Regions from separate parts of the Mus musculus genome. Here all the other regions are linked to region 1. Evidence: chromatin loops called from intact Hi-C (ENCODE). Cell type or tissue: gastrocnemius. All regions are shown on one strand. Each heading gives the region's core, and the rest is flanking DNA. Links, peaks and the distances in the headings are about the cores only.

Region 1 (9,857 bases), core at 692-8,691:
TCCTGCCCTGTGTCATAATTTAGTTAGAAGGGATCTTGATCGTTTGGATCTTCCACAAAATATCACATTGGTGCACTATATTGATGACATTATGCTGATTGGACCAAGTGAGCAGGAAGTAGCAACCACTTTGGACTCATTGGTAACACATATGCGTATCAGAGGATGGGAAATAAATCCAACCAAAATTCAAGGACCATCTACCTCAGTGAAATTCTTAGGAGTCCAGTGGTGTGGGGCATGCAGAGATATTCCTTCTAAGGTGAAAGATAAGTTATTGCACCTGGCCCCTCCTACAACCAAGAAAGAAGCACAACGTTTAGTGGGTCTATTTGGATTCTGGAGACAACACATCCCTCACTTGGGTGTGTTACTTAGGCCTATTTACCAAGTGACTCGGAAAGCTGCTAGCTTTGTGTGGGGCCTGGAACAGGAGAAGGCCCTTCAACAGGTCCAGGCTGCTGTGCAGGCTGCTCTACCACTTGGACCATATGACCCAGCAGATCCGATGGTACTTGAGGTGTCTGTGGCTGATAGAGATGCTGTTTGGAGCCTCTGGCAGGCCCCTGTAGGTGAATCACAGAAAAGGCCTTTGGGATTTTGGAGCAAAGCTCTACCATCATCTGCAGACAACTATTCTCCCTTTGAAAAACAGCTCTTGGCCTGCTATTGGGCCTTAGTGGAAACTGAACGTCTGACAATAGGACACCAAGTCACTATGCGACCTGAACTACCCATCATGAGCTGGGTACTATCAGACCCTGCAAGTCATAAAGTGGGACGTGCACAGCAGCAGTCTATTATCAAATGGAAGTGGTATATACGTGATCGGGCCAGAGCAGGTCCTGAAGGCACAAGCAAGTTACATGAAGAAGTTGCTCAAATGCCTATGGTTTCTACTCCTGTTACAATGCCATCTGCTGCCAAGCATGCACCTATAGCCTCATGGGGTGTTCCCTATGATCAACTGACCGAAGAGGAGAAGACTAGAGCCTGGTTTACTGATGGCTCTGCACGTTATGCAGGCACCACCCAGAAGTGGACAGCTGCAGCATTACAACCCCTTTCTGGGACAACCTTGAAAGACACAGGTGAAGGGAAATCTTCACAGTGGGCAGAACTTCGGGCAGTACACATGGTATTACAGTTTGTTTGCAAGAAGAAATGGCCAGATGTACGATTATACACTGACTCATGGGCTGTAGCCAATGGATTGGCTGGATGGTCAGGGACTTGGAAAGATCACAATTGGAAAATTGGTGAGAAAGACATCTGGGGAAGAAGTATGTGGATAGATCTCTCCAAATGGGCAAAGGATGTGAAGATATTTGTGTCCCATGTAAATGCTCACCAAAAGGTGACTTCAGCTGAGGAGGAGTTCAATAATCAAGTGGATAAGATGACCCGTTCTGTGGACAATCAGCCTCTCTCCCCAGCCATCCCTGTCATTGCTCAATGGGCACATGAACAAAGTGGCCATGGTGGTCGAGATGGAGGTTATGCTTGGGCTCAGCAACATGGGCTTCCACTCACCAAGGCTGACCTGGCTACAGCTGCTGCTGATTGCCAGATCTGCCAACAGCAGAAACCAACACTGAGCCCCAGATATGGCACCATTCCTCGAGGTGACCAGCCAGCAACCTGGTGGCAGGTTGACTACATTGGACCACTTCCTTCGTGGAAAGGACAGCGTTTTGTTCTTACTGGAGTAGATACTTATTCTGGTTATGGATTTGCCTTTCCTGCACGTAATGCCTCTGCTAAAACCACCATTCACGGACTGACAGAATGCCTCATCTATCGTCATGGTATTCCACACAGTATTGCTTCTGACCAAGGAACTCATTTCACAGCCAGAGAAGTACGACAGTGGGCTCACGATCATGGAATTCACTGGTCTTACCACATTCCCCATCATCCTGAAGCAGCTGGGCTGATAGAAAGATGGAATGGCCTTTTGAAGACGCAGTTACAGCGCCAATTAGGTGGTAACAGCTTGGAAGGCTGGGGCAGAGTTCTTCAGAAGGCAGTATATGCTTTGAATCAGCGCTCGATATATGGTACAGTTTCACCCATAGCCAGGATTCATGGGTCCAGGAATCAAGGGGTGGAAAAAGGAATAGTTCCACTTACTATCACTCCTAGTGACCCTCTAGGAAAATTTTTGCTTCCTGTCCCCATAACTCTAGGTTCTGCTGGCCTAGAAGTTTTGGCTCCAGAGAGGGGAGTGCTCCTACCAGGAGCTACAACAAACATTTCATTGAACTGGAAGCTCAGACTTCCCCCTGGTCATTTTGGGCTTCTAATGCCCTTAAACCAACAGGCTAAAAAAGGAATAACAGTGTTAGGAGGGGTGATAGATCCAGATTACCATGGGGAAATTGGATTACCTCTTCACAATGGTGGTAAGCAAGATTATGTCTGGAGTGCAGGAGATCCCTTAGGGCGTCTCTTAGTACTACCATGTCCTGTGATTAAAGTCAATGGGAAACTACAACAGCCTAATCCAAGCAGGATGACAAAGGACGCAGACCCATCAGGAATGAAGGTATGGGTCAATCCTCCAGGAAAAGAGCCAAGACCTGCTGAGGTGCTGGCTGAAGGTGAAGGAAATACAGAATGGGTAGTAGAGGAAGGTAGTTATAAATACCAATTAAGGCCACGTAACCAGTTGCAGAAACGAGGATTATAAAGTAATATGAATGCCCATTGTAAATTTACTAATGCGTTTGCGATTGTACGAGGGATAGTTATATCATGTTAGGCGTATTTACAACCTTGTTATTGTTTCATGTGAACATGAGATATTATTTGTGTCAAGTTGACAAGGGGTGGATTGTAGTGGCTATTCCTGGTTGTCAACTTGACAATATTTGGAATGAACTACAATTCGGAATTGGAAGGCTCACCAGTGACCCTTATCTGGAGGCTTGGAGATCCTTATCTGGATCTTGGTTTGAAGATCTTGAGCCATAGTGGCTATGGATTCCAGAAGATTGAATCTCCGAGTTAAGGAACACACCTTTAATCTGGGCTATGCCTTTCATCTGGGATTAAAGGTGTGGTGGAACACACCTTTAATCTGGGCTACACCTTTTGCTGGAGACAATATAAGGACATTGGAAGAAGGGAGTCTAGCTCTAGCTCTTGCTCTTGCTCCTTCGCCTGCTTGCTGCGTGAGACTGAGTAACTGCTAGATCCTTGGACTTCCATTCACAGCTGCGACTGAACCATTGTTGGGAATTGGGCTGCCGACTGTAAGTCATCAATAAATTCCTTTACTATTTAGAAATTATCCATAAGTTCTGTGACTCTAGAGAACCCTGACTAATACACTAACCAACCAAGGTTTGCTATTTGTTATCCCAGGACTCCAGCTCTCCCAGGACAGGAATAAATCTCACTCTCCACCTTCAGAGAGACAAGCTCCTTGTAAACGAATTATAAAATCCTTCTGAGTAACAGGAAACAAAAGCAGCAGATACTGCTTATAAATTCCATAATTTGGATAACCCAGTAATTTGTGAGTATTCATTTTCACTGTTTTAGTATTTTTAGTCATTCGCACACTGCGGAAAGTTGCATTAAATATTCTTACAGGTTTCTGAAGATACCAAGCATCTAGTTACCTCTTTGACCCTGTTACCTCGCCTAAGATATAGTGTGTGTACGCACAAAAAGTCCAAAAAACCCAATATAGCCGTTGCCAGTTATTTCTTGGTGTGAGCAGTACTTTGCGAAGAACAAATGACATCTGGGCTTTCTATTGAGGTTCTCGGTCCCGCCCAGGTATCAGGTCATCGAACCTCCAAGAATCAGGAGACCAAGGTTCTAATTCCTGGAAAACGAACTACCAAAAAATGTGAGAAAACCTGTAACAAGCCCCGCGCGAGTAACCAGCCGGAACCTTGACCTCAAGATGGCGTCGCACAGTCATAAGATTCAATCGGCTCCAATCAAAAATGGCAGGGTGGGTGGTAATTTACAGCTCGAGCCTCTCTAGGTCCCACTAGACAATCCCACTCTATGGTCATCCCTCTGTACTTAATGAGTCAGAGGCGACGGCGGAGACTATCTAGGCATCACCTTCTCTATGGTTATCCCTTTCCACGCCTCCTGGCGCAGTGCACGCCGGGCAAGAGGAAGCCCTCCAGGAGCTCCCCGCGCAGCGCGGCTGTGTTTTGCGGCCTAGGCGAGTAGGCGCTTCGGAACCAGTCTCTAGAGTCGGGCGGCGCGCAGACACCTCGAACCGGTGGAGCCCCACTCCATCACCTGACGCCCAGAGGCCGCGAAGACAGTACCGTTTTCTTAGCGGCGGGTGAGTCCACGCTTCCGAACGCGTGAGGAAACCGCTCGACCTGCTACCTCAGCTGCGGGAGGAGGAGGCGGCGGCGGAGAAGCCAGGGCCGCTGTGGAGGCCCAGCGGGGTGGGGGGTGGGGGGGGGTGGGGAGACGGGGCGGGGTGGGGGAGGGGACGGGCACGCGGCTCGGGCTTCTCTTCCCCTCCAAGGCCTCGGAAAAACCAGTGAACCAGGAGCCCGGGGAGGCCGGGCCCACGGCCGGAGCGGTCCTCCGGGAATTTTATTTTATTTTTTGTCGCCCACTTTGTCTATTGGCTTCCGTTTCAGTTTGGGAGCGAATCGCCTCGGGCCCTGACGGGGCTCCTGTCTTAGCCAGGGCTAGGATCGGTCGGCCCGGAGGCCCTTGTCTCCTCGGGGCCTCCAGAGCCACCTCTCAGTAGGTTTCCGGGGCCGAGGACTCAAGTGCCTCCAGGCTGCGCCTTGAAAGTAGCCTGCGCCCACTCTTGGAGCGAGGTGCGGGCCACCAACGGATTTCTTTTCTGTCTGGTAGTCTAGTGCCAGCCGCCAAAAGAACGGGCCCCACCCCTCCTTGAGTTTATCGAGTGGCCACTTTTTTGGTTTTAAAGCACCTTTCCTGCTTGTTGGAGCTAGTGATGAGTTTCACCGTCTGATCCCCTTTCCGATTGGGAGGGATGCTGTAAAGGATCTCTCCATTCATTCTAGGCGGCACCAGCCTTCTTCATATTAAAATATGCTGCCCTCCTTTTGTTTTCAGTATTGATTTTTAAATACAGTTTTCGAAATAAGAGTATGAAGGTTATCTTGAAGTTATGTAATAATGGATTTATATTGACGTGGAAATGCCATTTTGATACAGGTCAGAGTAAAGCCGACCAAAAGGAGGGAAAAGATTGGGCTTCTCTTGTATCATAGTGCTTTAGTGAAATAAGGTGAATCAGGTAGAGGCAGTATTGTATAAACAGTTTTTTTGTGTGTTGTCTGTGAGCACCCTCAATTTCAGTTTCTCTTCAGTTTAAAAATCTCTTGTTTTTTTTCCCCACAAGTAAGAGGGTCGCTGTATGATATTGATTCTTGTAAGCCTGTATATAGATTTAAGAAAGGTTGATAGTTTAACGGGGAGTATTCACACCACGAATGTAATTTTGTGAGAACTTTAATTTTTTTATAAAAGATATTTCAAAGAGTTCAGTGTTCTCATAAGACATTCAATTGCTCAGTTGTGATTCAAGCAGACAATGTGCTTATTAAACTTTTTTAAGTCTTGATTTTCTTCATCAGTAAAATGAGAGTTACATTTCGATCCACTTCACAGGTTGGACTTTGGGACTGGAAAAAATGTATGTAAAATGCTCACTAAAATTTTGTATAACATGATGTTGGCTTATACTAATAAATGGTGTTACTTAAGAATTAAGAGTCAGACGTTTCAGAGACTTTTTACATTTCTTCCTGTGTACTTAGAGTAGACTTTAACATATTTAAGCTCCTTACTTTCTCCACTGGTAGGGAATTGAGACCTTGTGGTTTCATGAAACTTTTGAATTGGTAATTTCTCAGTGGGGAACTTTGGAGTCTACACCCACTTACTGTGTTTCCCTGAACAAATTAGCTTCTTGGATACAGACGGTAACCCTTGTACACCAAGGAATCTAGGAGAGAAAAAGGATATTGAGGACTTTTACAAGGAAAAAACATGTTGGCATCAAGTCATTCTGGGATTATCTCTTTTTTGTGTGTGAGGAAGGTGTCACAAAAGTATTTTCTGCTAAGAATTTTAAATATATTTTGTGTGGATGGGTTGATTGGGTGTTTTGCTTCCATATATGTTTGTATACTGTATTTGTGCCTGGTGAGGCCAGAGGCCAGGAAAGGATCTCCAAGAACTGGAATTTTAAAATGGCAGTGAAACACCATATGGGTTCTGGGAATGAAACCTAGGTCCTCCGGAAGAGCAGTAAGTTTTTGTAACTGCTGCGCTATCTTCTTCCTTTCTTTTGGTAGGATACCAAAAAACTTCTAGGGAAAAAAATAGTGTTTTGCATTTAGCCATTGTGTATTAATAATTTTGGCTAATAGATCTATTCTGTGATTATCTTTTTATTGCAATGCTGTGTCTGAATGAAGATACACACACTTGTGCGTGTTAACAATGTTGTGTTGAGTTATTGACTTCAGGTCAAGGGCTTTTCACATTACTTTTTTTTTTTTTTTTTCGAGACAGGGTTTCTCTGTGTATCTCTGGCTCTCCTGGAACTCACTCTGTAGACCAGGCTGGCCTTGAACTCAGAAATCTGCCTGCCTCTGCCTCCCAAGTGCTGGGATTAAAGGCGTGCGCCACCACACCCGGCTTCACATTACTTTTTTAGCCACAGAAAAGTTTTCAGTTTATTTTCCTTATTTATGTGAGGAAAATTTGTTGTTTCATAGCTTTGAGAAAAGTTAATATTAAATTAGCACTGTTAAAAGTAATCACCATCTTGGAAAACTGTTCTTTATATTTTTTAATGTTTTTTTTTTTTTTTTTAATTTTTTTTTTAGATTTACTTATTTATTATATGTAAGTACACTGTAGCTGTCTTCAGACACACCAGAAGAGGGCGTCAGATCTTGTTATGGATGGTTGTGAGCCACCATGTGGTTCCTGGGACTTGAACTCCGGACCTTTGGAAGAGCAGTCGGGTACTCTTACCCACTGAGCCATCTCACCAGCCCATATTTTTTAATGTTAACAAAAAGCTTTTTGAGACAGGAACTCACTATGTAGACAAAGCTGTCCTCCCAACTCATAGAGATCTACTGCCTCTGCCTCACAAGTGCTAGGATTAAAGGTGTGTACTACCATACCTAGTCTTTGAATGTTTTGAGGGTTAATATAGAGTTACTGTGATGCTGGGGAACAAATCCAGGGCAGTGGACTTGTTAGGCAAGCTTTGTTTCCTTGAGTTAGAGAGCTTCAGTTCTTTTCTCTCTTGTTTTACAGCTATCCCACATTCCTCAAGGAGATTTTGATTCCTTCTTAAAGCCTTCTTGGATACCTTTGTTCTGGTTTTTTGAGTTTCAGTAAGTAGCCCATGCTGGTATCAAACTCAGGCTTCTCTGGTCCTGGCCTCTCCAGTGCTGGGTAATAGGCATGTACCAAGCTTAGCTTCTTTTGTACTTAAAACATTTTTTTTAAGTATTTGGAGAAAATACTAATAAGAATTATTAATATTGCTGTTTTTCCTTTAATCTTTTCTTTCTTTAAAAAAAATTATTATTTATATGAGTACACAATAGCTGTCTTCAGACACACCAGAAGAGGGCATCAGATCTCATTACAGATGGTTGTGAGCCACCATGGGGTTGCTGGGAATTGGACTCAGGACCTCTGGAAGAACAGCCAGTGAGTGCTCTTCACTTCTGAGCTATCTCTCCAGCCCTTCTTTACTCTTTTCTTAACTCTTTGAAACAGCAGTCCTTATTCTAGCCCAGGCCTTGAACACATTATGTAGTCCTGACAGACCCATGTTATTCTACAGTTTTATCTTTACTTTGACATAATTTAAAAGTTACCCAAAGTACAGTGAATTCTCAACCATTCTAACTCAGGTTCCTTAGACAGTGTTTTTGCCAGTTTACTTTTGTTCTTTTCTCCTTTCAGTAGTTTTCTTTTGACATGTTTTGCTACTAAATTTCAGATGTGTTGCCACTATACCCACAAATACTGTGGTGTATTTCCTGAAAGCTCTGGGAAATTCCTTTTTTATCATTTAAAAATAGTACAGTGATCACAGTCAGGAAATTAGCATTGGTACAGTACTGCTTAATTTTCCTCAGGCCTTAGATTTTGGTAGTTGTCCTGAATTGAAGTATTTTTAAAATAGTAGCTTTAGAAAGCTCAGTGAATTTTTTAAAGTAAATATAGAGTTGTGTAACTTACCCAGAAGTACCCCTCTAGCCTATTTGTGAAGCACTATGTATATTCTGCCTTAGGTTGTAGCGATCACCAATGTGTCTGGATAGGTGCTGCTTTTTTCTCATTGAAAGTGAGAGTTTCTCAGGAAAAGATCTTATGTTTTGGAGATTCAAAACACTTCAGCATTCCAATCCTTGCCTCTTGTCATCCAGTGCTGCTGTGCAGTGTCAGTGACAGGCCATGACTGTGCTGGAAGACAAGAGCTCTATGCCTGAGCCATGTCCCCAACCTGTTGAAAAGTTCTGCTTAAAATAAGTTTCTTTTTAACATTTTCATTATTTGGCAACAGAACCTTTAGAATGGTTCCTGGAGAATCCAGTTGTCTGTGAATTCAGTTAGTGAAGTGATTTTTCTAAAGCTATACTTGCTTAAGGTAGTGCAGTTATTAGTCTCTTCTGTTGTGCTGGCTTAAGCAGGTTGGGAGACAGTGTTAAATTAATAGTCACTTATATTCATTGTGGAGTCACTGGACTAGTTGACAAGGTTTATATAGTAACTTAAAATCTCACCCTTTTATAACTAATACAAATGGTTTCTAGGGGAGAACTTGCAAAATAATTGGTACCATCTAGTGTCCCTAGAGAGCTTAGTGTCACTCTTTCCCTGGTGACATTCACTTCTGTCTGGATAAGTATGCAGTGGAGTAGTGCTCATTTAAGTAGTATTGGTTATATTTTGTATACATGTGGTATTCACAAGAATAAAAAAAATGGGCATAAAAGAAAAGGGGAGAGAGTAGAGTTGGAGAGTGTAAATGTATTTTAGGTCTGTTTTCTTTTTTAGATTAAATACACGTTAATTATATATAATAAAATCCATTTTGAATTCCAGTGAGTCACTTTTTTTTTTCTCTCCCCGAGACAGGGTTTCTCTGTATAGCCCTGGCTGTCCTGGAACTCACTTTGTAGACCAGGCTGGCCTCGAACTCAGAAATCGGCCTGCCTCTGCCTCTGCCTCCCGAGTGCTGGGATTAAAGGCGTGCACCACCACGCCCGGAGTGAGTCTTGACAAATAGAATTGTGTGAACACCACCAAATTAGATAGAGATTGGAAACACTTACCTCATAGACAGTTATGCTGGCACAGAAAGCTACATACTTTACAAATACTTTGAACCAGCCAGGTGATGGTAGCACACACCTTTAATCCTAGCCCCTGGGAGGCAGAGGCAGGCAGATTTCTGAGTTTGAGGGCACCGTGGTCTATGGTGTGAGTTCCAGGACAGCCAAGGCTACACAGAGAAACCCTGTCTTGAAAAACAAAAAACAAAATGTATATACACACACATAAACACATGTATATGTATGTATTTTGAACCTTTTAAATTTAAAACATCTTAGGCCAGGCATGGTAGCATATGCCTTTAATCCCAGTATGTGGGAGGCAGAGACAGGAGAATCATTGAGGCCAGAATACATAGGGAGTTCCAGGACAGTCAGAACTTCATAGAAGAGACCCCGTTTTGAAAAACAAAAACAGCCCCCAAATTCCGCAGAATGAAGAACAAAAACATTAATAAAAGTTATTTTTATAAACAGTATTGAAGTAAAATCAGTAGTAATAACTGTTATCATATCTAA
Region 2 (9,857 bases), core at 834-8,833, 56 kb after region 1:
GACCCTGTGCAAGGGTTTTGTTGTTCATTTGTTTGTTTTTGGTTCGCTTTGATTTGGTTTTTTGATAAGGTTTCTGTGTGTAACAGAGCCCTGGTTGTCCTGGAACTCCGTCTGTAGACCAGGCTGGCCTCGGATTTATCGAGAGCTACCTGCCTCCACTTCCAAGTGCTGGGATTCGTATCATGTGCCACCAGCCACTGACCCATGCAAGTTTTTTTCCGTTAGCTAATACTAACATACAGTTTTATTCAGTCGGATTTACTTTCTCTTACTAGTCTCATACCTGCAAAAACTAGAAATGATGTTATCTTTTACGAGTATACCTGATCCTGTAAAGCACCCCCCTCTCAAGTCATACACTCACCATCTCAGCAGAGCTGGCATCGTCATTTGTGTTGCAGAAAAGATGGAAAAATTAATAGTTCTGTATACTTTCAAGTAGATTTTGTCACTGAAATCTTGTATATAATTCTCAGTTTTAATAGATCTGTGCATTCTTTCCTGTTAGGTTTTATATTGGGTTGATCTGCTCATTCAAGTGATAAAAACACATGAAGGTTTTACAATTAAAATGCTTTTTCCTCAGTTGACTCCAGAATAAATTTTAAGTATGTTAGCAAAAAGAATAGTTAAAATGTTTGATAGTTTTTTCTCAAATTTTAATGGGCACCTTGGTCAGCTGCTCTGTCTTCTTAAAATGCCTAAGTGATTAAGTAGGGTAGGCAATAACTGAAATTTTATAACTATCAGGTTTTAAAGAGAATAGCATTTTTGTTATGTTTTTTGAGACAGCTTTTCAATCTAGTTTAGGCTGTCCTAGAAACTTACTATATCACTGCTTCCTTCCATTGCAATCCAAAGGGTTGGGTTACACATGTACAAGTGTTGTGATGCTTGCGGAAAGAGTTAGCTATGCACAATTTCTTCTAGTGAGGATCAAAGTAACCTCCAAAAACAGTGCCCTAGAATACTGCAGATATTCTAAGCTTTATCCCAGCCATCTCCTGAGGGGGGTCTTTAAAAGTTTATTTGAACTATCATAGTGTTTGTTTTGTGTAGTTCTCTGTACTATAAATTACGTAATATCAAGTAATATTTTTTCACAGTAAAATTTTAAATAATCTGGTATTAATACCAGTACTGGTTGATTAACACAGCTTGAGCCAAAATAGATATCTGTATTTTTTTCAACTACCTTGAAGAAAATAAAATCGCACATACATATAAGTAGGCATCCACTGTTTATGCGGTTTGTGTATCCAACTTGGTATGCAGGTCTGTGACTACAGAATAAAGATTTTTATGTCAGAATGGTTGCAGGTTTTTCTGGTTTTAGTTCAGCTTTATCTGTTTGCATTTGAGAGCATGCCTTCATTAATTCAAAAATTTAACTTACCTTTTTTTATTTGCTTTTATTTTTGAGAGACTAGGTGTAATTTCCTTGCCCTTCCCTATGTGAGTCTTAAAAGTGACCAAGTTAAAAACAGTTAGAAATACCTGCAAAATAAATGATTAAAAACATGAATGAAGACATTTTTCTCAAGCAGTGTTTTTAAATTGTATGCCACATCACTTATTATTAGTTGCACTGATAGCCTTTATAAGAGTTGAATTGTGTAGTAGCCGAACCCTCCTTTTTTCCCTCTTTCTTTGTAAGGGGATGTTTTGCTCTGGCAGTCTTGGAACATCTTGCTATAGCAGTGTGACCTTGAACTCATAGAGATCCTCCTGTCTCTGCCATTGTGGGTGCTGGGACTAGAGGCATGCACCACCACTGCTAGAACCTTACCATTTTAAGTCTACTTCTCCCAGAGATTCATTCCATTGAAGTCCTTTCCTGTCCTTTTTTCCTCCCTGCTTCCTTCTGTCTCTCCTTGGCTTTATTTAGGCACCTGTCTGCCCTTGGAGCTCAGTTGTAGAACTCAGTATTTTGCCTCCACTTCCAAAATACTAAGAAACAAGTCAGACAATACTCAGATTCCCTTTTTTATTATTATTATGTATATGAATACACACCAGACTAGGGCATCAGACCCCATTACAGATGGTTTTGAGCCACCATGTGCTTGCTGGGGATTAAACTCATGACCTCTGAAAGAGCAGTCAGACCTCTAAACTGCTAGGCAATCTCTCTAGCCCACTCAGTTCCTTTTTGATAACAAAAGGAAAAATGAATAGTTCAACAGTTTTTTATTTTTTCCTGGCAGCTTTACATTGTTGGTAGTTGTACCCAATTATAGAAACTGAGGAAACATATTTTGATTTCTAGGCGATATTCTAAATAAAGGCAAATTTTTCATTGAAAGATATTTCTGTAGGAAATCATTAAGTTTCTGTGAGCAAAAGTGAATTCTGGTCATATGCAAATATTACTTACCTTGGAGTCATTGTTAGGAAAACCTGGCCTGATTGACTAGGTCCTGGCTTCTAGTGACTGCATTCCTAGTCTTGCCTTGCAGGCTCCTCTCCTAAGTGACCTAGTCAATCAGGCCAAGTCATTTCCTGCTTCACTCATTAGTTGCTACTGGGTTTTCTCATCTTCCTATTGCCAGGTTTTGAATAATGGGGAAAATAAATGCTACACTGCAGAAATTCTCACTATTCTTTGGCACTGTTTGGTCATTCTTAGGTTTTAGTGTTTCTAGACCCTCAATGCTATATTACATTGAAAAAATAGAAAATTATTTAGTATGTGCCTTTCAAATGTCTCAGATCTTATTCACATAGTTAGAAGTGTTGTGTGCCTTGATATTTCCGTGGGTGCCCGAGTGGGATACATTAGCTTCTCTTGGCACTCTATAAACATTGTCTGTCTATTTGATATTCATTGGTGGTTAATGTTTAATCACCTTTGCCCTTCCCTGGTGTCAGTCTTCCCATGTCATTTATGTAATATTTGTGTTTATATCCCTAAAAAGGAATATAGAAAACAGAAGTATCTGTAGTCTACTCAGTTCCTGTCCCCCCTCCCCTTTGAGGGTTTACTTTTACAAGAATCTATTGGAACACTGAGTGTAAATACAACTGCCATTTTTGTCCATTAGACAGTTCTCTTGCTCATAGCTTTCATTCATGAGTATTTTTTTTAAGATTTATTTATTTATTATATGTAAGTACACTGTAGTTGTCTTCAGACGCACCAGAAGAGGGCGTCAGATCTCATGGTTGTGAGCCGTCATGTGGTTGCTGGGATTTGAACTCAGGACTTTTGGAAGAGTAGTCAGTGGTCTTAACCACTGAGCCATCTCACCAGCCCCATTCATGAGTTTTATAACCTAGGTGAACTAAGATTTGTTGTAGGACAGTGAGATTTTTTTATATATATACCAGTACTCCACGAACATCTTTGCACAAAAATGTTTGTCGAAATTGCTTCTCTGTATAGTTTACAGCATTTGCCATTCTACCAAAAGATCGCAATTAATGTAGTTTGCAAATGGCTTTTAGTCTATGCTTGTTTAGCAAGTGTATTGAGCTTGTTCTGTACTGTCTACAATTTTCTGCCTTCTTCCCATATAAGTAAATGATTGAGGGTATAAGTAAATGATTGAGGGAAAACTACCCAAGGTTATGCTATGTCTCCTCCCAGTTGCCATTCCGCTGGCGGAAAAGACTAAAGTATCAAGATCTTAAGCATGAAAATAGTGAAGTCTGAGTTTATTGAAGCAGGGTTGAGAATGTTGGGAGAAAATGGAGATGGATGCTCTACTATTTAGAACGAGGCCTTCTGGGAAGTAGAAAAAAGGAAGTTTGACCCAGTGTATCTTAGTTTGACCTGTAATTTGCTAGGAATCCCAGTCCGATTTCAACTCACTGTCCTGCCCCATCTCCTCCTGAGTGTTATGATTTCAGATACAACACCATCCCGATGTATTTGTCTCTGTTGGGAGTAGAATCTAGTTCCTCGTGTGTGCTCCTTAAGCACATTAGCCGTTTTCTGGTTATTTGGGATTATGAATAATTTCTCTGTTGTTTTTTGCCCAAGTGAAATGTGTGGTGTGCTGTTGATAATTGTCTCTCCGATTAAGGAAAATCTGAGGGATGTAAAAATCAAGATAGGAAACATTCTTTGCTTTCTAGAAGCTTGCCATCTGGGAAGACTTTCAGACTCGGAACCTAGACTAATAGGATATTTCTCAGGTTCTGTTTACCCACCAATCGCTTTGGTTTATTGAGAGTACAAACAGTAAATTTTATCCGTTTTGAGGAACTGTTCAAATAAATACTGTGGAGAAATGGGAAGTGTTGGATTTAAAATGTCACTACAAAACAAGGCACGGTGTCCCCACACATGGAAACCAAATAAATAGGTTCAAGCCCATCCTTTCCTACAAGGTATGTTTGATACCGGCAGGGAACGCTCGAATCGCAGTCTCAACCAAAAACAAGGGAAAATGTCACTTGTAGACTGGAAGAACGCTAGACGCGCCTCAAACCCTAGAGAGGCCTCAGGTCGCGCACATCCTTACATCTATGCGAGTGGATTAGGCCAGCTCCAGCCCCCAGCCCTCGTGGCCTGCGCGCGCCACCGGAAGCTCCGTCCCCTCCCGGGTCTAGGGGCCAACGTCGCCGAGGCCGGAAGTTGCGACACCGGTGAGACCTCTAGGGCGGGGCCTAGGACGACCTGCTCCGTGGGCCGCGAGTATTCGTCGGAAACAAAACAGCGGCAGCTGAGGCGGAAACCTAGGCTGCGAGCCGGCCGCCCGGGCGCGGAGAGAGAAGGTGCGTGCCCAGGGTGTGCGGGGCGGAGGGTGTCTCTGCCGGTCGTGTTCACCGTCGCCTGCCTGCCGGGGGTCCGGGCGGGCCTGTGTCTCCGAGGGCCGCGCTGCGGGCGTCTCTAGGGATGAGGGGCGGGGTCCAGGCGGGCGGAGATCGAGGAACCCCGCGTGGGAAACGGGGTGAAGCCGGTTTCTCGGAACCCAGCCGGGGCCAGACTGAGAGCAGCCTTCTCCGAGCTTTGGTACCCCGGAAGTGCTGGCTTCCCCGGGCGGCCGGGAGCAGATGGCTGGCATCAGGGGTGGCCTCTCGATCAGAGTGGAGCTAGAGATAGAGGAAGCGCCCTAGGCTGGGTCGCCTTGAGCAACTGGTGAAACTCTGCGTCTGGTGCCCCGAGTGTGTCATAGTCCAGAAGTGAGTGAGTGGCACTCGGGGCTAACTTCTCAGTGTGTCTGTTGGCAGGCGAAGAGTCGTATGGCGCTTGTTCTTTCTTCAGAACTGTCACGATGCATGTGTCTGACGCTTGTAGGCGCCTTTAGTGTTTGCTAGTTCTTCCCTTTCACGTTTTCAAATGTGGCACTGCCGCGAACAGAGGCTCAGGCACATCCGCCTGGTAGTGGAGGACGGAGTGCATGAGACAATTGAGGTAACTTTTTACATAACTAGGAGAAATGAGAGTTCCAGTAACAGAAACGTAGAAGAAACGTGAGCAGGACAGGCGATCTGTTCAACTAACGCATAAGATTGACTGGGTTCAAGTTTGGAGAATGAGAGAGAAATAAGGAAGTTAGGCAGTGGTTTGGAAATAGTACTTTTGAAGTGACAGCGGGTGAAGATGGCCTGAGGTCAGAGCTGTAAACTGTAAACATGGGTCACTTAAGTAGATTTGCTGTTTGATGTTGGAGCAGAGAACTGGGTGGACACTTAGGGAACACAACAAAGAGCCAGGTAGAAGGAGGACAACGAGGCTGCTGAGGAGGACGAATGCAGAAACCACAATAGTGCAGTGTCACAGAAGCTGAGAAACACGGAAGCTTCAGGGAGCATTGTCAGCGATAGGAATGAAAGGCCTGGTGTTGTTTTAGAAGGATCTCTGTACCATTGTACCCTTGAAAGATGAGCGTGAACCACAAATACTAGTTTTAAATGTTCCCACAGACACTTTTTTAAAAAATTTTTTAGAGGTTTATTTATTTATTATATGTGAGTACATTGTAGCTGTCTTCAGACACCCCAGAATAGGGCATCAGATTTCATTACGGATGTTTGTGAGCCACAATGTGGTTGCTGGAATTTGAATTCAGGACCTTCAGAAGAGCAGTCAGTGCTCTTAACAGCTGAGCCATCTCTCCAGCCCCACAGACACATTTTTAAAGGTAACAAGAAGCAGTTGAAATTAGTCTTAATGATTTGTTAATCCAGTGTAGCTAACAGTTTCATTTTTAACAGGAAATCCGTGTCAAATTAACTTGTCCTCTCTAGATAGTTAGGAGGCTCTTCAGTGACCAGAAGCAACCCCTGACTACAGTATCCCCAGCACCTGGCACAGTGTTTCCTTGTCTAAAAGAAACCTGATTCCTATTTGCTGCTCCAAGAATCCCTATTTGGTTTTCAGATGTCTTTTCCAGTTCCTTGTTTGAGTGAAAGCAGAAAGAATTTATGCAAGTTAATTAGATGTAAATATTCGTTTTTAATTTAAAAATACTTGTATTCCATCCATTTCCACAGAAGGTAGAGACATTGACTCACAATAAAAATAACTTCATTACAGAATTATTAAAATAACTTTGGGTTGAGTCTTTATAATTTCCAGGTATAGGCGGTGCTTTAGGAGTCCCAGCTACTTGGAAGGCTGAGCTGGAAAATCACGGCCAGCCTGGATAACAGAGATGGTGAATGACTCGAGAGTAGAGCGAATTCATCCACCTGATCTAACCTAGGATGGCCTGTAGTCTGTTTGACAGTACAGATAGAGACCATGTTGAGTCTTATTCTGTGGGTGTGATATGTATGTGTGTGCACCTCTACTTTATATGCAAAGCTGAAGTCTTTGCCTATATGCTCACAAATTCAGAGGCCAGAGGAGGACAGGGGGAGCGTTTCTCCACTGTTTATTGCCTTACTTAAAAAACAAAAATGTTATTTTTGTGTGCAGGGTTGGGGGGGCTTCCATAGTAATATTCGGAAGTCTGAAGTTAGCTCTCTCTTCCCACCTTTATATTAGTACTGGGTACTGAGCATAGGTCTCCGGGTATGTGGGACAAGTACCTTTACTGTCTGAGCCATCTCGAGAAGTCTCCCCCCACCCCCACCCCCACCCCCGCCCCCTGGGCCTTTTTATTTAATTTTTGTTGTTGTTTTGCTTGGTTTTGTGAGACAGGGACTCTCTGTGTAGCCCTGGCTTTCCTGGAACTCACTATGTAGACCAGGCTGGCCTGAAGTTCACAGAGATCTGCCACCACACCCAGCTTAATTTTTAAAAACTTAATTGTGTGTGTGGGAGCACGTGCGCCATGGCACACAGATGTTATAACACACATGATCACTTTATGGAATCCTTCTTGTCTACGATATGTGGGCGCTGGGGATTAAATTCTGCTTGTCAGACGCGGGCTGCACCATGAGCACCAATTTTATTTTATAAGGCACAGTCTCTTTATTGAGCCGAAGCTGTTTCAGCTAGGTGGGCTGTCTGTCAGTCTCCTGGGAGCCTCTTGTCTCCACCTCCCAGTGTTAGGACTGTAGGCGCAGGAACTATGCCTGGCTTGGATGTGATGCTGGGAATTTGAGCTCTGCTCCTTTTGACAGCAAGTGCTTTTACCCACTGAGCTAACTCCCTAGATCCTACTGTCTTGATATACTTTGAGACTGTTGGTGTGTTTCACCATAGACCTAAATGGATATTAATTACTCTTGTGATTCTAAGGCTCTCGGATGTACTATTGAGCATATACTGCCTTTACAGAATCCAAAAGAAAATCCATATTCTAAATACAGTTAATCCTGAAGGTTTGAAATAAATTATGAGCTGATTTTAGCTCATGTTCATTGTGTCTTGTGAGCCCGCCAGTTTTACCATTGCTTTGAAATAAGTTGCAGCAATAAGTCTCCATAGCAGAGCTCCAAACCTCACAGCTTAGAGCACTTAAGTTAACTCAGGGCTCTGCTTCAGGGTGGAATGTGTGGCTCAGCTGGGACCATTTTGATTTGAGCATCTTCTCCTGGGGCCCAGGTTGAGGGGACAAAGACTATCAAACCACTCTGCTGACTTCTCAAGGCAAGGACAGCTGCACAAGCATGGCTCACATATATCTGCCAGTGTCCATCAGCTAAGATTGCATTGATAAAGGCACAGTATAGGAGCTCACATAAAGACTTAGAATAGGTGATGGCTGTTACCCAGAAAGAGACCAAAGAGCAATCTCAGGGAATTGGTTCTAGGACTACTAGTTTCCAAAATCTGAGGATGTCCCAGTCCTTACATTTAACAGTAGTATTTGCGGGTAAGAGTGTAGTCATGTTCAGAGACCTTGCTTGATTCCTAACACTGAAGAAAAAATATGAACCAAAAATAAATATATTATTTATAAATCCTCCGGTGTACTTTAAATCATCTCTCAACTATAATACCCACTAATGTAAATGCTGCGTAAATAATCCTTACATTGTGTTGATTATGAAGAACAATGAAATCTACGTGCCAAATGTTTTCAGTCTACAGTTGATCGACTCCAAGGATCCTGAATTAGAAGATATGAAGGGTAACCGTTCTTCCCTTGGGGAGACTGGTGGAAGGAGAGGATATTTACTGAATAATAATTGTCTCTACCACAGATGGTTCGCAGAGGTGGAGTGGGATGGAAAGAGGGAAAAAGCCACCCTCAACCGGCTGCATCACTGCCCTTGCTCCTTTTAGTTCTGTTACTTTCAGAACATGTCTTGTAGGGCTGGGGGAATGCTTCGCTCGCTCTCTCTGCCTTATGGATCATGGGTCTGTCTTGGGTATTCCTAAGTCAAGTTCTGGAATACAGTTGAGGGTTTGCTTACATTCACTGTGGTTTTTAGAAGCCCAGGTAGAACAGGGTTTGATGGTACGCACTTGTAATCCTGGCACTCAGGAGTTGGAAGCAGGAGGACCTCAAGCACAAGCATCGTGAGCAAGACCTGTCTCCATAAATGCAGAAACACCAGGGCGCACCTTTAACAACAGTGCACAGGAGGAAGAAGTAGGAGGACCTCTGAGTTTGAAGCCAGCGTGATCTTCATAGCAAATTGCTGCCCAGCCAGGGTTACATTCTGAGACCCTGTCCCAAACAGACAGACAGCCAAGGAGAGAGATGGCACTTAGTGGCAGGACACTTTCCAAGCATCTTTGCTTCCCACCAACCAAAATAAGTAAATCAAAATTCAAACTCTAATCAGAGTTTGAGTTCCCTATCAGGGAGATAAGTAGGAAAAACTGCGTGGGGCGCGGGAGGGTGTGGAGGGTCCTGGAAGAGAGGAACAGCCTGTTTGTGCAGTCTGCCTGTCAGCTGTGATACCTGGCCCCAGCTTTCATGATAAAGCTTTAGTTTGTTTGACAGGCAACCTTGAGATCATGGGGCTTTCGGCAGACTCAAAGGGCGGAGAGATGAGGGAGTAAAACAAGAAAAGCTGGGTCTTGAGAACTCTTGTCCTCTGAGAGTCAGAACGCCACTTGGTGGGATGAAGTGCCATGTTACCATGAATATGTCACCCACCTCCCAAACTTCCATCATGACGTCTTTAAGTCTGCAGCTCAGAACAGAGCCCACTATTCTGCCCCTCTGCCTTTTCTTGTAGGCCCCTCAGCTCTCTCTTTGGAGTATGTGCCTTGCTAATAAACTTCTGCCTAGACTACATGTCTGTGTCTAGTCTGAGTCTTCTTCTTCCCCACTTCAAGACAGGAAATGGAGTCCTCACTTCAGGCCATGGCGGCAGCAGCCTGATTGGTAGGAAAATAAATCAAGAGCTTGAAAACGTTATTTATTTATTTATTTATTTCCTGCCTCACACCTTGAAAGCTTTTTAGCACTATAGCCATTTATGTAGAGCAAAAAAATAATTTTGGTAGTTTTTAAAGTGGTAGAAGCTGGGTAAGTGGCTTAGGGACATTCCGCCAC
Region 3 (9,857 bases), core at 1,330-9,329, 110 kb before region 1:
TTTTCAGCATTACTTTCTACCCTCACTTTACCTGAGAGAAAACAGAGTCGGGCCATGCCGCTTGACTTGCTTCTGACCATGGTTCCTTTGTGAAGTGAGTGTATATTACAGGTTTCCAAGGCAAAACTGGTGTCCACCCAGTTCCCATGGTGGGAATTCAGTGAATCCTGTCAATGGGGTCAGTCAGCTGCCTGTTTGCCAATCCTTCACAAGCCTCCCATGGCCGCCTCCTCCTCCCCCCTCCTCCTCAGTCCTCCAGGGTCCTCAAGGCTTCAGTTTACAAATCCTGCCTTCCTCCTCCCAGAATTCAGGTCAGAGATTCTCCTATTGTTATGTCTCCCATCTGCCCACAGCTTTACCCAACAAGGCTCCAGTCTCTGAGGTCCCATGGTTTTCCATGCCTCTGAGGCTGTTCTCCAGCCTCAACCACTTTGCTAAAGATTCCAAGGTCCTCACAGCCAGTCCAACCAGTAGCTGAAACAGGCTTCCAGCCACATCTTCTTTGAAGTCTGCTTTGTCCTTTTCTGGCAGTTCAAGCTCCGGGAAGCAGTAGTGCTCACTTCTCTCGTTTCCCTCAGAACCTAGCACTCTGCATATCCCTGCACACGTCTGTAAACTTGCTACAGGCTGAAGTGTTTTCATAGGCCCACATCTATGATCACTAATAGCTAGCTTCTAGCGGTCCAGCATCAGGAGCCTGGGCGAGCACCGCACACAATGAATCTCAGGAAGGGATTCTGTTCTCCAAATGCAATTAAGATCAAGGCTGTTGGTGGTCCCCACTTAGCCTGACCTATTTGAACCCATTCTGCTCTCACTACTATCACTTCTGACCTGTTACAAACTCCGTCTTCTTTGCAGTGGTACTCTGGGGTGGTTTTCTGACCAAGGCACACGTGTACCATTCTAGAAATATTACCTGTACAAACTTTGGGCTGGAGATCATTGACAATATTTGTTCAACTTTCTTGTTACAGTGGAAGAAATTAAGGCCCAGAGAAGTGATAAGCACACCTTAGGTCACATAGCAAGGAGGAAACAACCTGACCTAGATTCAAGGAGCCTCCCGGCACCGGCAACTGCGTCCCAAAGTCTTTTTCGCTTTCCTCCTCAGAGTCTCCTTTGCTCTTTCCACAAAACAATCATCTTCCCTCTCTCACATATCAGTGTTAACTCGGGCCTGTGTACCAGCTCCAAGCCGAGAGAAATTTCTCGGGATATGATCCGCAGTAAGAAGGAAGACTCACTGTCAAGAGAGTACCAGGGACTCTGAGGAGGCGGTAGCAATCTCTAGCCCCGCCCCAAAGCGCATCAGACCCCGCCCCTAAGCGTGCCAAGCCCGGGCACGCTCGACCAGGACAAGGCGGAAATCCTAAGTCCCGCCCTCCGTAAAGACCGCCCCTACTGACATGGACAGGCAGAAGCCTAATTCAATGAGAAGAAAGAACCGGCCGCTTTAGTCCTATGGGGTGCGACAACACAACATGAGGGTCTTTCCGGATCTTTGCACGCCCCTGGGTGCTCCAGCCCAGAAGTGTCGTAGCTGAGAGGACCATCTGTGCAGGTAAGGCTGTTCCCATGCGTGGCGTGCATCTGGGCGCCGACGGAGGGTGCCGCTGTACCCACGCAGAGGACAGAGAAGGCAAGGCTGAAGGCAGGAGGAGTGAGCGTGCCATACAAGGCCGGAGTGGGCGTGGGCCAGGACCTGGCGAGTCCTGCGGCGTCCCCAGGATCCCCTTGCAGAGTCCAGCCTGCAGTAGACCTCTGCCTCTGTTGAAATTTGGGCTGTGAAGAAACACGAGGCCAGGAGGCCAATAGTACTTTATGGTATAAATTTTGGAAGTTTATGTTTTTGGTTTTTTTGTTTTTTGGTTTTTCGAGGCAGGGTTTCTCTGTGTAGCCGTGGCTGTCCTGGAACTCACTCTGTAGACCAGGCTGCTGGCCTTGAACTCAGAAATCCGCCTTCTGCCTCCCAAGTGCTGGGATTTTGCTTTTTTTTTTTTTAAAGGCTTCTTTTATGTATGTGGATATTTGGCGTGCATACATGAGTGTACTTCGAACAAGCCTGGTGTTCAGGGAGGCCAGAAGAGATCAGTGAGATCTCCTCCAGCTGGATGATCGTGAGCCGCCCTGCGGGGTGCTAGGATTTGAACCTGGGTCCTCAGCTTTCTTAACCACTAAGACATCTACACACACACACCTTTTAAAAGAGCTTTTATTTTTAATTGTGTATGTGGGTGTGTGTGCTTACATGTGTCTGTGGAAGATCCAAGAGACCCAAATGTGTCAAACTCCTGAAACTGTAATTTGAGACGTTGTGAGCTCCTGAACTCTGAAGAACAGCAAGTGCTCTTAACTGCTGAGCTATCTCTCCAACCCTAGCGGTATCTTTATAAGACACAGAAAGAGAGGTTACGTGGTGGCTTGCCTGAGGTTGTGTGCAGGCTGGTATTTGGAAAAGTTAGGAAGCCCAGATGTGGACCAGCCTCCATTCCCTGCCACAGTAAGATGGGTGTTAGTGAGAAACGAAGCCTTTCCACACCAGTTCTAGTGACTTTGGGGAGCGCCACAACTCCCTCCACCTTGGATGACCAGACACAGCCTTGTGTGTGGAGCAAGGCAGTAAGAAGAAAAACATAAAACAAAACAACTAACAACTCCAAGTCAGCTACTCGGAGAAGACAAAAATCCCACGACCTGGAAATCCAGTTGTCGATAACAGTGGAAAGTAATCGAGGTGGTGTCTTTTGGCTGATGGAGCCTACAAGTGCAGGATGCTCCTGTATCTCTAATGCGACTTTGTTAGTCAGGTATTGTTAGTTCTATAAGCCTCGGTTTCCATGCTGTGTAGTAGGGTTAGCTTATTATGGTTGTGTATTTGTGTGTATGTATAATGTATGTGTGTAAGTGAAGGTTAGGGGGCAACTTTGTGGAGTTGGGTCTCCTGTGGATTTTTATTTTTTCAGTTTTTTTTAAAAAGATTTATTTATTTATTATATGTAAGTACACTGTAGCTGTCTTCAGACACACCAGAAGAGGGAGTCAGATCTCATTACGGATGGTTGTGAGCCACCATGTGGTTGCTGGGATTTGAACTCAGGACCTTTGGAAGAGCAGTCGGATGCTCTTACCTGCTGAGCCATCTCACCAGCCCCTGATTTTTGTTTTTTTGTTTTTGTTTTTTTGAGACAGGGTTTTTCTGTATAGCCCTGGCTGTTCTGGAACTCACTTTGTAGACCAGGCTGGCCTCGAACTCAGAAATTCGCCTGTCTCCTGCCTCCCGAGTGCTGAAATTAAAGGCATGCGCCACCACTGCCCGGCTCTCCTGTGGATTTTAGGGAGGGAATTTATAAGGATAGGTTTGCGTGCGTGCGTGTGTGTGTGTGTGTGCGTGTGTGTGTGTGTGCGTGCGCGTGTGTGTATGCTACTTGTGTTTGATTGCTCTCAAAGGCCGGAGGAGTGTTGGGTCACTTAGAACTGAGTGACAGGAGGTTGCGAGCCACCTTGATAGTGGGTGCTGGGATCTAAGTTCAGGTCTTCTACAAGAGCAGCAATTGCTTTTAGCTGCTGAGCCCTCTGTCCAGCCTCTTATTTTATATTTTACACCTGACAGAACTCTTGGTGAGCTATCTGCATTTTCTCATTTTCCTCCTGTGTTCACTCATGGTCCATACCATTGAGGGTGGAAACCTTATTGAAGGGGCCATTTTATCCTGAGTTTTACCAGCTAGTGGTGTTAGCATTTTGCATCTTATTATGTCTTAGGAGTCAGGGTCTTACTGAATTTTCCTATGATTGCATTATCTCTTATCTATCTATTTATCTATTTGTTATTTGTTTGTTGTGTGGAAGTTAGAGGACGACCTGACCTGAGGTGTCATTTGTCACCTACCTTGTTTGAGACAGGGTCTTTGGTGTTCTCTCTTAGTTCATTAGGCTGGCTGGCCTCAGAGCTTATGAGGAATTGTCAGCCTCCAACGTCCCATAGAGTGGAACCGTCTTCTGAAGATTCCAGCCTGTATAAATGTCAAGGGCTTTGTCTCCACAGCCCCACTGAATATCATAGCATGCTGCTTTATAGTACATTTGCAAGGTCACTATGTAATCCCGAGTTACGTTACTGTGTAATTACGTTACTATGTAATTCCGAGTGCTTTTATAATTAACCCCACACCCCAGGCCCCAATCTAGCCCTGCACTGGGGTGAAGTGGTAAAACAGTCCCAGGCCTCCAACCAAGATGTCCTCCAGTGCTTGGAGTCTATCCTTGGGTAGCAACGAGCCCAGCAGCACTGATGCACCAACCCAAACATGCTGTTGCTCTTATAATGCACCCACTCCAGGGCCGTGGATGGGATCTGCTGCTTAGCCAATGTTTACTGCCACACAGAGAGCCCCAGTAAACCAAAGCCTTTGCCAGACCTGCATCATGGGGAATATTGAGGCCAAGCCTGGAAAGGTTATGGGGGAGGGGGAGGCTGGATGGGCTTTTGGGTCCTCTAAATGCTCCCCCCCCCCCCCCGGTTTTTCGAGACAGGGTTTCTCTGTATAGCCCTGGCTGTCCTGGAACTCACTTTGTAGACCATGCTAACCTCAAACTCAGAAATCCACCTGCCTCTGCCTCGTGACAGTGCTGGGATTAAAGGCGTGCGCCACCACGCCCGGCTCTAAACGCTCTTGGTATCTGGGGAAACTGCCTGACACCAGGGAAAACCTCCAGCCTCCCACAGAGTAAAAGAAACCGGTAGGCCTTTGCCCCAGATGTAAAGAGGGGCTTGGGAAACTGCTAACAGACTGGGTGCTGGACTTCTGGACCACCCACGAGAAAAGGTGGCGAGATGGGAGCCAAAGGAGCTGAACCTTTGAAAGCACCGTAAAAGTGAAATGAGGTGACCTCCTTGTGACAGGAGCAGTTCCCAGATTATAACGAGCACTGGCTCCCCTCCTGATAGTGATCCTGTACCCCAGCCACTCTGAAGTTCCAAGGGAAGTTCAGGGCCAGGCTGGCCTTGACCTCACTTTGTAGCTAATGGTGACCTTCAGCCTGATCCTTCAGCCTCCTACTGCTAAGTATTCTGATTACATCCTGGGCCTGCCTGGCTTTGAGTGTGTGTGTGTCTGGAACAGGGCAGGCACCCACCTGACAGCCAGGGATCAACAGATGACAAAGACTGGATGTATAGGGAAAAATAACAGTGTTAAACAGACTTCTCCCCGTTTTCGCTTTTATCTCAACATGGCTTAGAATCTAGATTCCTAAATTGCACAGTATCCTAATAGCTTGGTATATCAACGAAATGCTACTGAAGGTAGACTCAACTAAGGAAACTCTGTTGAACGGAAATAGGGATTATAAAATACTATACTCCCAGCATTGTAATGCCTATGCAGTCAGTTCCCAGCCACCACATGGTGGCTCATAACCATCTGTAATGGCATCCGATGCCACCCTCTGGTGTGTCTGAAGACAGCTACAGAGTTGTTTTGTTTAGCTCAGCAGTAATCTGCACCTAGCCAACTGGGTCAGTGGGTGCTAAGAATAGAAGAAACAACCGTGGATCTCTTGCCTTAGCATAGCATGAGCAAGGCCCTGAGGTCAGACTCCAGCCCTGTAGCGAAACAAAATAGGAACTTACCTCCAGTGAGATGGGAGTGGATAAGCCAAGGTTAAACCAAACAAACAAATGCAGATATAAACCATAGTATGCATCCTGAAAGCAAGCTTGTATTTTAGAAAACCATACTTAGACATGGACTGGGTTTTGTTTGGTTTTGTTTTTAAGGGGTGGGGGGGGGTGCTTTTTGTTTTTGAGGGTCTTGGGTAGCTCAGGTTGCTCTCAATCTCCCTGTGTGACCCAAAGAATAACCTTGACCTTGCGTTTCTCCTGCCTGTAATCTCATGTGCTGGGGATTACAAGAGTACCACCGGGCCATCTTCGCTTTCATTTATTTTTACTCTGTGTACGGGTGCTTTTCCTGCACTTGTGTCTGCTCGCTGTGCGGTCGGTCAGTACTGGGAGAGGGCCTCAGTGTGCATGTGGAAGTCATAGGACAATGGGGTCCTGGGTTCAAACTCAGGTTTGGCAAGAAGCACCCTTACCTTTCACTCAGCAACTTTTTAAAAATCGTGTGAATGTGAGGGTAGGGTCTGCACATATGAGTGCAGTCGGTGCCTTACAGAGCCAGAAGAAACTGTTGGATCCCCTGGAGTTTGAGTTAACAAGTAGGTATGAGCCACCTGATGTGGGGGGCTGGGAACTGAACTCAGGTCATCTGCTAGAGCAGTGTGTGCTCTCTCTTTAAACTGCCATATCTCTACTCCTTGTTGGGTTCTTTTGAAAGTCTAGGCAGCCTAGGCTGGTCTTGCAATAGTGACCTCACTTCCTGACCCTTCCAAAACTGGGGACCATTAGTTGCTACCTCAGTGAGAGCGTTTTAGAATGCTGGGGTCAGGGGATGTGAAGACATGGAGTGGGTATGTAGATCGCTCTGCTGGAATGTTCCTGCGCCTTGGGATTCCAGGGGGAGCCCCTGTGACTCCCCTGGCGGGCTTTCAGAGAGCAGAGATGAGAGGAAGCCTTTAAACATAAACTAGACATCTGTGATGTCCCCAAGGATGAGGTGGACATCTGGGGGGGAGGGGGGTGTCTTGGAAAGACATGGGGACAGGTGTTTATTTCTCTGAGACAAGAGCAAGAATTTGTGCCGGGTGTGGTAGCGCACACCTTTAATCCCAGCACTTGGGAGGCAGAGGCTGGCGGATTTCTGAGTTCAAGGCCAGCTGGTCTACAAAGTAAGTTCCAGGACAGCCAGGGCTATACAGAGAAACCCTGTCTCGAAAAACCAGAAAAAAAAACCACATGAGTATTTGTGGAAAAGATGCAGAACAAGTTATTCCTGCCTGGTCACGTCTCTTCTCTAGGACAGAGGATTACACTGTCAGTGGTGGGAGGGGACGTTGGGAAAGTGCTAGGAGCAGATAAAGGCGTGGGTGGCAGCCTTAGCAGTGACCATTGAGCATGGTGGAGCTGCCAGGCAAGAAGGAGAGCGCACAGCCAGGATGTCTGGCGTTCTGTGTTCCTCTCTCCTAGGAACGGACATGGATAGGAACATCTGGAAGAGTAGGAGAAGACGCGGGCGAAGCCGACACCAGAGCCCTGCCCTGGGGCAGTGTGATTCCAGTGAGAGGTATGTGTGCAAGTTTTGAAGGGCAGCTACGCTCAGCACTGTTCTGGCCTTGTCTGATACCATGCTTAGACGTGTACTCCTCAGAACAAGCCGGCACTGGGGCCAGCAGGCTCGAAAGCTTGACGTGTTGCCTGCCATCAGCACTGTTCCAGGAAGTGATCTCACAGTCGCACTCTTTGTTTCACAGGGACGGCTTCTGACCAGAGTGTCAGCCATAGGCTACTGGTAGAATTGTCTTTTATTTGTTGTTTTGTTTTTCAAGACAAGGTTTCTCTGTACAGTCCTGACTGTCCTGGAACTCACTCTGTAGACCAGCTGGCCTCGAAACTCAGAAATCCACCTACCTGCCTCTGCCTCCGGAGTGCTGGGATTAAAGGTGTCTGCCACCACTCCTGACTAATAATACAAATTTTTATGTGAACTCCAAGTTGGTTTTTGGGTTTTTTTTTGGTGTGTAGAGGGGCTCTCTCTCTCCATAGCTCTGACTGTCCTGGAGCTCACTATATAGATCAGACTGGACTCAAATTCGTAGCGTGACACTACCATCTGGCATAGGGAGCCTTAACATACACAAAAGTACACAAGTAATAGGACAGTGAGCACTGCGTGCCCCCCCCTTCTTAGATGATATTTTACAGTCCCCAGGATACATTTTTTTTTTTTTTTTTTTTTTGGTTTTTTGAGACAGGGTTTCTCTGTGTAGTCCTGGATGTCCTGGAACTCACTCTGTAGACCAGGCTGGCCTCGAACTCAGAAATCTGCCTGCCTCTGCCTCCCAAGTGCTGGGATTAAAGGCATGCGCCACCATGCCCGGCCGTTAGGATACATTTATTATCCCGCTATAATATGCTTTTATCTAACATATAACATATTATGAAGTATAAACAGTCTTGTCTCAGAACAAGAGCACCCCCCTACCCCTTGCCCCATTCTCCACCTGGCCTCACCGAGGACTCCTAACAGGAGGGCAGGAGGAAGTCTGCACATAGCCCTCAGGTTCACAAGTTGCTCCCTTTCTTCAACACATATGCGGTTTCCACATGTCTGTCCTGTGTGTGTCTGTGTACATGTGTGTGTACAAGCGTGTGTGTACGCGTGTGTAGTGTATGTGTGTGTACACACGCACTCGTGCACGCATGTGTGTGTGTGCATATGTGTGTCTGTATGAGTACATGTATGTGTGTACACGTGTGTGTGTGTGTGTACGTGCGCATGCATGTGAAGGTGAAGGGACACCTTGTAGGACTGGGTTCTTTTCTTTACTGTGTGAGTCCCGGGGATCAACCTCAGGTCATCAGGCTTGACCCCAAACATCTGTACCTACTTAGCTGCCTTGCCAGCCCAGCCCTCCCCTTAAAATAGATAAATTTAGGGGTGGCAAGATGACTCAGTGGGTGTGAAGTCATGCTGCCACCGTGGAAGGAAAGAACAGACACTCCTCAAGTTGACCTCCAACCCATACGTGCTTGCCCACACCCATACACACTTAAAATATTTTTTAAAATTTCAAATATCATGGTATTTCTCCACATTAAATTAACACAAACAGTACAAATCCCTTCAGGGTCGAAGGGAGAAAAAATAGCTGTAACCCTTGGAGGTCTGTTTTCCCGACGTGCTCTGTCCCATCTTACTCTGTCCTGTGAAGACCCTTAGTGAGGGTCTCAGCCCTTGGAGCCTGGAGCATACAGCAAGTCTCACTGCCTGTAAATCTCCAGCTTGACCCATACAATAGGAAGGTCAGCACCCCGCCCAGCACTGGTATGTTTTGTTAGGAGAGTCACGGGTATTTTCTGGGCCTCAGGCCTTTCCACAAGCCATAATGGGAGCAAGACGTGATCTGTGCAAGAGTCAAGCACAGTTTTGGCAGAGTGGCTTGGAAACCTGTTGGGCACAGCCACCTTTTGGGCTCCACATGGAAAGAATGGAGCGGCAGCCCTTAGAGAGAAAGGCCAGCATTTGTCATGACTCTTAATCCATCTTCCTGCTGATCACAGACCAGTGGCCTCAGAAAGTTCTGGGCCAAAAAGGGAGAAAAAAGACTTTTCCTACATCTATGCATGGCATCGGTATTGGTGGGATGCGGGCTCTTCTTTGCCTCCCTCAGCCTAGCTGTGCAGACTTCCTTTTATTGTGTGTGAGGAGAGAGGAGAGACATTCTCACCCTGCGTCCCAGTCTAATTGCCACAGAGACCGCTGGTGGCTTTACAAATCCAGAGTGTCAGCCATGGCTCCACCCTAATATTACTGAGGAAATTACCTCCGCTCACCAAGGCGTCTCCATCTGTAAAGTTGTCTGGCCAGATAAAATTTAAGCCTTCTGCTGCTGTAGCCAATGAAGCTCACCTGGCTTTGTAAATGCACGCGGGCACATGGACAGAGAGCCCAGCTGGTAACATACTTACTGGCAAAGAGCTCTGGTTTTCTTGTCATCCTGGGACATTCCAAAAGACAGCAAGGAACTCAAGTGCAGAACTGAGAAGATAAGGGCTTCTTGTGACAGGCGTCCTCTTAGGAAGGGAGGGAAGGAGAGGAGGAGGAAGGGGAAGAAAAAGAGTCTGACCCTTGTTTTGGTGATTCACAGAAGCGGTCAGTGCTCTGTGAAGGTCAGATAAAGGCTACAGATGTGCTAAGTTGGACCTTCAGTGAGAATGAATGAGAGCTGGCACC

Evidence for each region. Hi-C counts contacts between places; a loop is a spot of excess contacts. Peaks named below come from ENCODE experiments on the same cell type or tissue, not always from the same donor. Only the 100,000 strongest peaks of a DNase experiment are listed, where the experiment ranks them.
Region 2: a loop joins it to region 1, with 3.0 times the contacts of the local background. A loop is called at or near these places in 20 of 42 quality-filtered maps.
Region 3: a loop joins it to region 1, with 5 times the contacts of the local background. A loop is called at or near these places in 2 of 42 quality-filtered maps.

The regions. Positions count from the first base shown.
Region 1 is chr12:83,628,100-83,637,956 of GRCm38, forward strand. Rbm25 (RNA binding motif protein 25) reads left to right here and starts at 4,144. Exons shown (of 19, transcript NM_027349.4): 1 at 4,144-4,318. In gastrocnemius, for the core only: CTCF peaks have their summits at 3,920 (motif pointing right) and 6,891 (motif pointing right); DNase peaks (open chromatin) are centred at 4,110 and 4,694; H3K4me3 peaks cover 2,974 bases; H3K27ac peaks cover 2,214 bases.
Region 2 is chr12:83,683,572-83,693,428 of GRCm38, forward strand. It overlaps Psen1 (presenilin 1), which reads left to right and starts at 4,581. Exons shown (of 12, transcript NM_001362271.1): 1 at 4,581-4,722. In gastrocnemius, for the core only: no CTCF peak of the experiment used is centred there; a DNase peak (open chromatin) is centred at 4,563; H3K4me3 peaks cover 2,415 bases; H3K27ac peaks cover 2,306 bases.
Region 3 is chr12:83,519,054-83,528,910 of GRCm38, forward strand. It overlaps Dcaf4 (DDB1 and CUL4 associated factor 4), which reads left to right and starts at 1,413. Exons shown (of 14, transcript NM_030246.2): 1 at 1,413-1,564; 2 at 7,091-7,187. The coding sequence starts at 7,099. In gastrocnemius, for the core only: CTCF peaks have their summits at 1,598 and 5,424 (motif pointing left); DNase peaks (open chromatin) are centred at 1,362 and 5,472; H3K4me3 peaks cover 2,099 bases; H3K27ac peaks cover 7,283 bases.